2 separate regions of the Homo sapiens genome follow, and region 1 is linked to region 2. The links are chromatin loops, found by intact Hi-C in ENCODE. Cell type or tissue: B cell. All regions are shown on one strand. Links, peaks and the distances in the headings refer to the core of each region. The heading gives the core; the rest is flanking DNA.

The links. A loop is a pair of places that touch in the nucleus more often than their neighbours do. Peaks named below come from ENCODE experiments on the same cell type or tissue, not always from the same donor. Only the 100,000 strongest peaks of a DNase experiment are listed, where the experiment ranks them.
Region 1: a loop joins it to region 2, with 2.3 times the contacts of the local background. A loop is called at or near these places in 3 of 110 quality-filtered maps.

What each region holds. Positions count from the first base shown.
Region 1 is chr3:114,509,524-114,514,911 of GRCh38, reverse strand. All of the region lies in intron 6 of ZBTB20 (zinc finger and BTB domain containing 20), which reads left to right. The region is part of intron 1 of ZBTB20-AS5 (ZBTB20 antisense RNA 5); the gene reads right to left. Among named protein-coding and RNA genes, the nearest start is that of ZBTB20-AS5, 59 kb to the right of the region's middle. In B cell, for the core only: no CTCF peak of the experiment used is centred there; no DNase peak of the experiment used is centred there.
Region 2 is chr3:114,425,402-114,430,789 of GRCh38, reverse strand. All of the region lies in intron 7 of ZBTB20 (zinc finger and BTB domain containing 20), which reads left to right. Among named protein-coding and RNA genes, the nearest start is that of ZBTB20-AS5, 25 kb to the left of the region's middle. RefSeq lists an enhancer at 2,162-2,211. In B cell, for the core only: no CTCF peak of the experiment used is centred there; a DNase peak (open chromatin) is centred at 2,459; H3K27ac peaks cover 2,077 bases.

The DNA.
Region 1 (5,388 bases), core at 251-5,250, 84 kb before region 2:
CATGGGTCAATGGCAATAAACTTGACAAGAAGCAAATTGTTTTATTTTTTGCCTTGGATTCCAAAAGTGTGCTGAGGTTTCCCTCTAGGCATGCTCTTTTACTTTTCTTAAGATTATCGATTTATTCTGTTAGAGAGTCTACAGAGGTGACACTCTTCTTTTCTGGCCCTCGCTCTCCCTTTCTTTGTTTTCTCTTTCTCCTCATTTCCTCCTATCTTAATGGATTGAATGTTGTCATATGTCTCAGCAACCCTCCCCAACCCAGTGACCAAATAAAGTATTCCCCATTACTTACTATTGGATTTTGTTTAATCCCCAAGAAGACTGGGCTAAGAAGTTAGTGCTTGTTTAGAAAACACTTTTAGGTACTTTGCAGATAACACTGTACCACTAATCCCTCATGCCCTATACATTTAGATGAACCTGGGTGTCTCTCTCTGGTATTCGTAAGAAAAGCTCTGCTCCTATGGGCCCTGTCTCCATATGTCAGCCTAGCAAAGTAACCAACCATGTTATGCACTGTGAGATACCATCCTCTAGTTATCCTTTACTTGCTTGAGTGGACTGAGATGAACATAATATACAAGGTTTAGTAGTTCCTAAACCCTATGAGAATTCCTAAGCTCCTTCTCTTGATGTTGTCAATATATAAGTTCAAAAAATAGCTTTGGGGGAATTTCAATAAACAACTCTAAATAAGTCCTCTTTCCTTTGCAAATATAAATCCTTTGTTAAATTTTATTTTTTTCCTTTTGTTTTCTACTCCTGATTCTGTTATAGCTCTAGCAATGCTAAAAACAAGCTGGTTTGGAGATTAATATGACCAGACATACCATGAATTTTTTAAATCTCAAAAGTCCCAGTTTATCCTTCTTGGTAAATCGAATATCTGTTATATATACATACATATACACATACATAAACACATACATACATACATACATATTTATGCAGTATGTTATTATGTCTTCTCTAAATTCTTTTTTTTTTTTGTCTCCCTGTCTCCTAGAATTCTTCCTAAATGCTTTTTTTTGTTATAATAAAGAGGTAGGAGAAAGAAAACCTGAAGAAATGGAGGAGAAAAGAGTATGAAGTGCTAGAAGATGGAAGGAGAAGGCACACTATGGAATAAGGGAAACCAGTGAGGAGATTGAAAAAGTAGTGATTTTCTTTTCCCGAGTTCCCTTAGACTGCTTTTAGGTTTGGTTTTGATATTTCTCTCACCTAGTGCCCCAAAATGACCTCTCCCTAGCAATTTGTTCCATAAAAAATATTCCTCTTACTGCCAGAAAATATCTCTTACCTGTCAAGCAGGTTGAAATATCCTGCCCCAGCATCTAAACATCCTCTCCAGCCTGCCAAGCCCCTAACCACCTGACCCAGGGGACTTGGACCCATTGCCATTAGTTCTACACACCCCCTACCCCATGCCAGCATGGAGAGTGTTAATGGCTGATGTAAGTGTGAAAGAACATAAGCGATAATTTGGTTTTACTTTATTAAAATTCAAAATATAAATAGGTAAACTACATGTTGAATTCATAAAATTCTTCCTCCACTGTTTAGAAATACAAAAACTGCATTTTTAGAAAAGGGATTGATTGGTGTCATGTACGTATTTGTTCACGTCTGTTGATGCAAGATAATAAGAGTATTAACATAGAGGTGGAATAATGGTATTTATAATTTCATCACCACTGTTTATATAAGATAAAAATGTCTGAAAGCAACAGAGAGAACATTTGCTGCTCTATACATACATTAAATTCTCCCATTTTTGTTTATAAAGCATATGAGGAGGAAAAACAAGTTTAACAAATTGAGGAAGAGTTAGTGTTCTTTTTACCATGTCCACTGTCATTTACCTAAGGTAGCCAGGTTCAGAAAATACCAAAATATAGTGGAGAGGGTAACTCCTTATAAGAGAATATAGGGACCAGAAATATGCACTTGGTTAACTGTTCTCTGAGATTGAGATTACTTGAGCTAGATTATGGTCCTCTGTTCAATGCAGAAATTGTTCTACCCCAGAGAGTAGTGAGTACTACGTCTGGGAGACCAGTAACTTGTGTGTAATTTGCCTGTAACTTGAGATATGTATCTTAGGGGCTGAGGCTCCATTCCCTCTTTCAAAAAAGAAAGGAAAAAAATGGTGCTTCAGATCAGATTGTAAGGACTCATTTCAAAAACTTAAATAATTCTGGGTAGACTTTTATATTTTCATGGCTGTTTGAGAAAGAAAAGTTAGTTGGGAGTGGAGAAGGGGTTTCTCATTTATATAAAAATTAGCTGTGTTGATAGTATAGCTCACAAAGGATCAGGTCATTCATGAAAGGTTAATGGATGTTACAGGGCAAATGAATAAAAACAAATAAAGAACAAGAAGAGGAATCATCATGGCAGGTGGTTATATTTATAACTTGTCTAAAGTGGGCTAATAACCTGTCAGTGATAATAGAGACAGAAACTCTCCAAAACATACATTAGAGTGGAAGGTCCTTGAGGGCAGAAGTAGAATCCAGTTGGCAGAGTAATCAATAATAGACTCGGGAAAACTATTTGTTGAATTAATGAATGAATGCATGGTGTTGGAAATACTTTGTATATTCTCCCCTATCTTAACCAACTCTCAAGATAAGTTCAGAAACTTTATTAGGCTGTCATGAAAGAGTTGATATTTAACAAGGACATAAAGCAACTAATTTTTATTAATTAGTTCCTTTTAGTCCCCATTCATATTCCTATCCCTGTCTATTTTATTGTCTGTTGGACCAATTTTGCATGAAAATGTTAGGAGATGAAGTCAGAGAAATAGTAAGGGACATACTGTATTGGTCTAACAGACCATAGTAAAGGCTTTAGAATCCTAAGCATCAGTGAGCCTGAAAAAGTCTACTGGGCAGGAGAGTCTTTGAAATCACAACAACCCTATTTTTTTCAGAATTACCAGATGAGACACTTCAGCCAAAGGCTGGAGCCCTAGATATAAGAGCTTGATTTAGGCTATTTGTTAACTGTGATATTTCTGACCAGTATAAATAAAAATAAACTGTGCTTCACTGGACCTTTGTTTTTTGCCTATTGAGCTAGTTTTATCCATCAATTTACCCCAGTTGGCAGCCTTACCTAAGAGAAGCTTAGGGAGCAGTAGCAAATGTGTTTTTCAGCACACTGAAGACCTTATAGAACTTATCTATAAGGTCTCCAGTTCTAAAGTGTAGGATTTAAGACACTAAACAAAAATTTAAAATATTAGATAGATTTTCCCTTGTACTAACTGTTCACTGAACTAAGAATTATAGAATTCCTGTGTATTTAATAGTGTATGCATAAATCACTTTGCAAAGGAAAGAGAGGTTAAAAGTTCACATAAGACATATATGATCTCTAACCAAGTCCTTCCAAGGTGAACCAATTTGCTACACTTACTTGTAAGAATGAGAGAAATCCGATAGTTTGCCTAAGATGGGATATTCAGAAGTCATTTTCTTGTCCATTTAAGTCTAAATCTTTAAAACTCTGAAGCCATGTTACTAGTAGAACCGAGGGAAATAGCCTAGAATTTTTCTTGTCACTTACAGAGATGACAGACTTACAATATGATGATTCTTTTGAAAGCTTCTTACAAGACCTAGAACTTGTCTGGCTCCATTTATCTGGCCAGGATGTATTTCTATGATTTATCCAATGAGATTCTTAGCAGAGCCTTACATTTACTGCATAAGATAATTATATTTCTTTTCTTTGCCATGACAAAAACCACTCTATACTATACACATAACTTTAAAGGTTGCCTTTTTTTTTTTTTTTTAGCATGTGGACAGAGTCTATAAAAGCTTTTTTCAGTTTCATCATGTTGACAAGCTGATTCCATTAAATCACCCACCACCATCATGTTCACTTTTTTTTTTCTTTTTTGAAAAGTTAGAAAACAGTGATCATCTTAGAGTTTTCAAGGCATTCCCTTTGGAAAAAATAAATCTGGAAAAACATGAGTCTGTTCCTTCAAATGGAAAAAAGGCCCTTCTCTTGAAGCTATTCGGGATAGGGAAGGAGCTCTCGGTCTTTTACCCCCTGTAAGATCGGATGTTTTTTAAACATTCTGAGTATAGATCAAACTTCTCTACCTCAGTGTTTCTTATGTATTATTTGCTACTTCAAATGGACACTGCAAGAAGTTAAATGAATGACATGAAAGAGATTCGTTCAGGGATTTCTTAGTATTTTGCACCCTCGGATGCAATGCAATTAGATAATATTTTAGGATCACACTGCTGTTTTGATTAGGGCAGATATATCCCTGCTCCTCCCATCACCATGCTTTCCTCACTGAGGGGGAAGAAATCATATGATCATGCTGCTGCTGGGTCATTTAAAGCATTGAGTGGATGTGTGAAATGAGAAAAAAAAAAAAGCTCAGTGTGGGGTTAATTAGCTCTGTGGCGTTGTGGGTGGGTCACTTCCTCCAGACCAAATCATGCAGGAGGAACCATGCATGTGCAGACTGACAAAATTAAAAGAAAGCCCATGAACCTTCAGACTCTAGGACAAAAATTGATTGCCTTTGGAAACAAGAAAGGAACCCTTTCATGCAGTGAGTACTTTGGGCTTCATTGGTCAGAGATGAATGGACTTCCCTTGAAGTGTCGGCTCAGGCCACTGTCATATACTGAAAATGAATCTATGGTTTGAGAAGGACCTGGCAAATCTGGTACTTTTAAAAATTTACCTCTGCTGACACTTTTTAAAATCATGTCTTTCTCAATTAGGATACTAGCCTTATTTTTGAGGTCTCATCTTGGAAACAACATAATTTCTTCCCCAAAGTATGGGTGAATACTTTATATTTTCGTAATTGTGTTTCACGGTATTTCACAGACTGCTGCGGGTTCCCTGCCTGCTGAGATTCGTTCAGCTGTGGTTTGGCCTGAAGGGTTCCCACTAGGTTGTTTACAATCTAATCCTTGAAGTGGGAGGTTAAGGAGCAGATAGAAAACATCCTCGATCCCTGGATCATTAATAGGTGAATACAAGAATTCAGATATTTACAAGGAAATCTCACAGGCCAGGATTTCTAGGGCAGAAAGATATTGTGAGAGGCTCCTGGAGCATATGCTGACAAGGAGCCAGGAACCAATGGAGATTATCCATGAGGAAAACACTGACAAATATGTTAATAAAATTTCAGTGCAAACCATTTGGGGTTTCTTATGTTTCTGCCTAAATTACTCTGACTTTAGTAGTAACAGCACTTCATGGAGTATACAGAGAGTCACCAAATGTTTATGACTTTTGAGAAGAAGAATATGTGTGTGTGCACGTATGATGTGTGCATTTATAGGTATATATCTTTATTTGAAGTAAAACTATAAGCACAATTGGCTTCTT
Region 2 (5,388 bases), core at 89-5,088:
TTCACTGTGCCAGGTTTTTGTAGGAGCAGTGCATGATGTTCCCTGGCACTGAAAGAGTTTATAGGGTATTTTTTATGTTTTTAGCATTAATTTTTGCATGATAACTTTGCAACATCAGGTAAATTGTCTTCTAAAATTAAAAAAATACATGAGTGATTTGAATTTTCTACATCAATATTCTATGGTGGATCCAAATGTTAGTTTGCTCATGCTCATATATTTAAACATCAAGGTGGCAGAAAATGTGTGTTTATATTCGAATTAATTGGGCACATAACTTAGCATCATATAGTAGATATCCAATAAAAAGACTGCCAGTGGCATTCATTGTTGTTTCATTTTTGGGTTTCTCCCTTAGCAGGCTTATAGGCTTTGTAGATGGACAAACTTGGATCCAAATATGAGTGCCATAAATTACTTTCTAGCTTTGTATGTCTGCTCAAAACACAATCTTGCTGTGCCTCAGTTTCTTTACCAGAAGAAATGGAAACAATCTCTGCTCTGGGAGATGTTTATGAGAATTAAATGAGCTAATTTGTGTAAAGAACCTAGCATAGTACTGAAATGTAGTAGGCACTCACATGTTATCTTTCTCCTTTCTTCTTTTTAAGAGAAATGCTTGGGTAATATGATCACTTCTTTACTACTAGTGATTTTTCTCCATAACCAGATTACTTAAACTAATTGTATTCATTAGGTTTTAGCTACTCAATTTTTGTTCATCTCAAAGGAAATCATTGTGCTTTGCCATATACTAAAATATAACTGTAAGGGAAATGACTTGGAGATTAAGTACAGTCATCCCTTGATATCCAATCAGCAGGGCACTGGTTCCAGGACACCCCATCCCACCCCAGCCCACCACACAGATACCGAAATCAACAAATGCTCAAGTCCCTAATATAAAATGGGATAGTATTTGCATATAACCCATGCACATCCTTCCGTGTACTTTAAATCATCTCTAAATTACTTATAATACCTAATGCAATGTAAGGTCTATGTAAATAGCTGTTATACTGCACTGTTTCTTTGTTTGTGTTATTTTTCATTGTGGTATCATTATTTTTTATTGGAGGTTTTTTTTTTCCAAATATTTTCCATTTGCGGATATAGAACCCATGGATACGGAGGGCCAGAGGTCTGACTACAAATGTGTTAGATCTGAAAGAAGCATGACTTAGCAACGTTCTCTGCCTTATTCTTAGTTTCATCCCCATCCTCAACCTCAATACCCTCTCAGAGACTGGGCAGAAGGAGAGCAGCAATGCCTAGAGAGCTCTGTTTCTGAGCTACCGAGTTAGGGCATTGAATTTAGGATGGATTCTAAAGGGAAAAAAACATCCAAATGCACCGAATAGCTGAAATCCAATCTTTAGATGTGGGGTACCAGAAACATTCCAGATTATTTCCAGTGTCTAACTAAAATATAATGCAGAGTTTATGCCTTCTCTCAAGATTCAAAATTAATGATTATGATTTGTATTAATCCAATAGGAATTAGTTTGACTACTTGATTATTTAAGAGGTTGTATTGTAGATATAAAACAACTATACTGTTAACTCTTTTTGAAACAGCACAAACTATGTCTAATCGTACTTTTTTACTTTTATAATACTTGCACACAGAGTTCAGTAACTGTTTGTTCACTGAACAAATGAATCTAGTCCGTGGCTTCTTGACCATGGTAGTGAAAATGCTACAACACCGGTCCTCTTTTTACTACCCAGCAATATATTTTATACAGACTTATCTATATCTATAGATCTCTCCCCCTGTATCTTTTTTTGTATATATATGTATAATTGTTTAAATAAAAGGCCTTGAAGGACCCAATTCCACTGGATTCCTCATAGCCCCAAATCTATCTGTAAATTCATTACTGCTAGAATTGCCAACTACAGAATTAACTTCTGTGACCATTGGCAAGTCCTCAGTTTCCTCATTTACAAAATGACTAAAAGATCACTAAGGTAAAAAACACTTCCCACTCCAGAATTTGATTCTTTCTCTCTAGTGAGAAGTCATATCTTTTTGAGAGGTATCCTATTGTTTGAACTTAGCACAAGTTTTTTCCTTGATGCAAGAATCACAAATGAAATTATTTGTATTCTACTAGGGGCTGGGGACTTGTACTTGCTTTTAAAACTGTTTCAGGACAACCATTGAGATAGGTGTCTTTTCATTTCTTTACTTACTTAGACACTGGGACTCAACATGGTGGGGGCAGCCAGACCTCCACAGGAGCCTGCCAGGTTTCTGTCATTCCCCCCACCTACCAAAAAAAGAAAAAGACTAAAATCTACCCAGTTCCCCACTTCTGGGCCCCTTCAGGGCACTTCCTCTTTGGTGCAAATGAGGCCTGTCCCTCCCAGTCTAGCTCCATAGATGCCTTTCTGGTGTGCTTGGTATTAATGACATAGTCTGCTTTCGTCAGCCTTACCATTTCCGGAGTGAGGTATTTCTTGGTAGTTTGCATTTTTTTCTTTTAATACCTGCGTATTTAATGTTGTGTCTGATAGAGTCTGATTGTCCCCATTGTGAACGTGGTTTTTAAGTCATTAATATGTTGATTTGGTTCGTAAAAGTGAGAGTAAACTGCCACTATGGTACAGTACTTTGTTGGGGGGTATGGGGGATTCTCTCTATTTTCTCTTCTTTTTACAAGAAGAAAAAGGCCCCAAATTGTGCCCTTTGGATTATCTTGTTCTCTTTTTACATTTGAATTTCAAAATCCCCTTTAAATGAACAAATCTCAAGGTTTCTATTACGACAGATGCCTTTGGGCATGCCCCCCAGTCCCCGTGACTTTATGGCTGTGGGCACTTCTTCCTTTCAGCTCTTTGTGAATATTCTGTGTCCCTGGCCCTCTCTCAGAGTCACATTGACATTCAAACAATAACCTCTCCCTTAGTTGGTGCTCCTTGATTGCCAAAACGAGTGCTCTGCCTCTACTGCTTTACCTCTGTTAACAATCATTCTCCACGTTTCTGAAGAAAAAGAAAGTCTTAACATTTAATTTCTTATTACACGATACATTTTGATTAACACCCAAGTATTAGATGTTGGTGAGTGCTGAGGGGAAGACCCAGACAGCAGACACCAAATCTTATTTTTGGAGACTATTTACAGTATAAATGTGTAGTACTTGGGGGTGGGCAAGTCTTGCACATTTGAATAAAAGAGGAACAGAGTTGTTGTCTCATCTGTGTCAGGACCTTCTCCTCTTCGGTCTGCATTGCAGTCCTGCTTTGGCTTAATTAATCCATTAAGCTCTATCTTAACCCTAGTCAGTAATGATCGAGGGGCTCACTGGAGCCATCTAGAATGGGAGAAATTAGATGGATAATGATTTTTGTGCTGATGATGTGTTCTGTCTTTTTATATAGTTGATCCCGTGAGGGACATATTTCTTTGGTGTATTCCTGCTGATGTTCTCAAGACAGATATATTACAGAGAAATAAATCAGACTATGAGACTTTGCTAGTGTCTACTTCTTGGTGTGTAAATTTAACGTTTTAAAATCAAAGCTGTTTTTAAAAATATAGTTTTATGAATATAATATTAAACAATCAAGAGGGTGAGAGAAATTTGGGAAACTCTCATTTTGGTATTATTTCTTGTTACACTCAGATGCTGCTATGGAATATTTATGTTCATAGTCTTCTGATTCCTTCCTCCTCTGTGAGTAAACTGTTTAAGATGGTTCCTCCTCAATTCAATTCAACAAGTGTGTGTTTAGTGATACCTATCATGTGCATAGCGGTTGACAGATCTCAAAAAGCATGAGACTTAAATGGCTTTATATATATTAAAGTAACAAAATGGGACTTTTTTCATTTTTGTTTTTTATACCAATTTGAAATCAAGACTTAAAAGTTGCAAGGCAATAAATAAACTGTATTAAATACCATATTTTGCTGCCATCAAAATAATTTATAAACAACTACAATACACAATTAAAAATATAATTTTTTTCTGAAATGTGTGGAAAGGTGGGTGGAGTGGTTCTTACCTTGTTTTAGAGGGTTAACAGTTGGCTGGTAATCATCTTGGAAATCTCTCTGGCATAAGTGAGGTTTAAGTTATCATCTGAATGAAGGAAAGATGTTCTTCAGTGCATGAGGGATTATTCCGTAGATGCAGGCTTATGTGGAAAAAGTTCAGAGATGGAGAGGGTGTATTCTCAGCGGAAGGAAGCCAGAAGACAAAAGCGACTTGCTGTGTGGATTAAGGTGGGCCTTAGTGGCACCGGATGCTGACAGGTTAGACAAGCAGACCTACAGGGAGGGGGCTTTCAGTGCTGGGAGTCTATAATTCACAATTGATCTGAAGTAGGGTAGAAAGCCACTGGAGGACTAAAGAGGGAACTGTGACAGTCAAACCATTGAGAATATGTTTGGAGTGAGGAGGCAATTTTTTTTTTTTTTTTTTTTTTTTTTTTTTTTTTGAGATGGAGTCTTGCTCTGTCACCCAGGCAGGAGTGCAGTGGCGCGATCTCGGCTCACTACAAGCTCCGCCTCCAGGTTCACGCCATTCTCCTGCCTCAGCCTCCCAAGTAGCTGGGACTACAGGCGCCCGCCACCACGCCCAGCTAATTTTGTTTTTGTATTTTTAATAGAGATGGGGTTTCACCGTGTTAGCCAGGATGGTCTCAATCTCCTGACCTCATGATCCGCCCACCTCGGCCTCCCAAAGTGCTGGGATTACAGGCGTGAGCCACCGCACCCGGCTGAGGAGGCAATTTTCATATCCTAGGTACAATGTGATTAGGAGCTGGCCAAGAATATTAGTTTAAAAAGGTATATTTGAGTTAACATCATCATAAGAAAATTTCTAAATTTGATAAGTGGCTCTATATGAGAAGCAATATATTAAAATGTGAACGTTTAGCAGAAGATTGAGGCATTGGATATATTAGACTGTGGTTACACAGAATTTGTATAGCAGAATGATTTAAAAGGAAAGAGAGAATGCTTTTTATTATTTGGGTTTTGAGGGGCTAGCAGCCATCTAAGTAGAGATATTCTGAAGAGAAAGTGTTATCTAAGTTAACTAACTTAGTTAACCCTAACTAAAAGAGGTAGATTATGAGAAAAGATGGATGAGTGCATCAGCCCTTCAGATGCATGAGTATAAGAAGAAAAAACTATGGCCTTAAGATAGTTCTTTGAGGGACAGCATATTTAAGAGTTACAAAAGGTAATATTGAGGAAATAAATGAAGGGAGAAGATTGAGCCAAGATTATAAATTATAGAAGCCAAAGACATAGAAAGAAATCATTTTGAGCGTTTTAGGGTAAAAAAGCAAAAAAGGGCTAGAAGGAACCCTGCAGGATCGTCTCAGTCAGTATTCAAATTTTGTGTATTGGGAAAAGGAGACCTA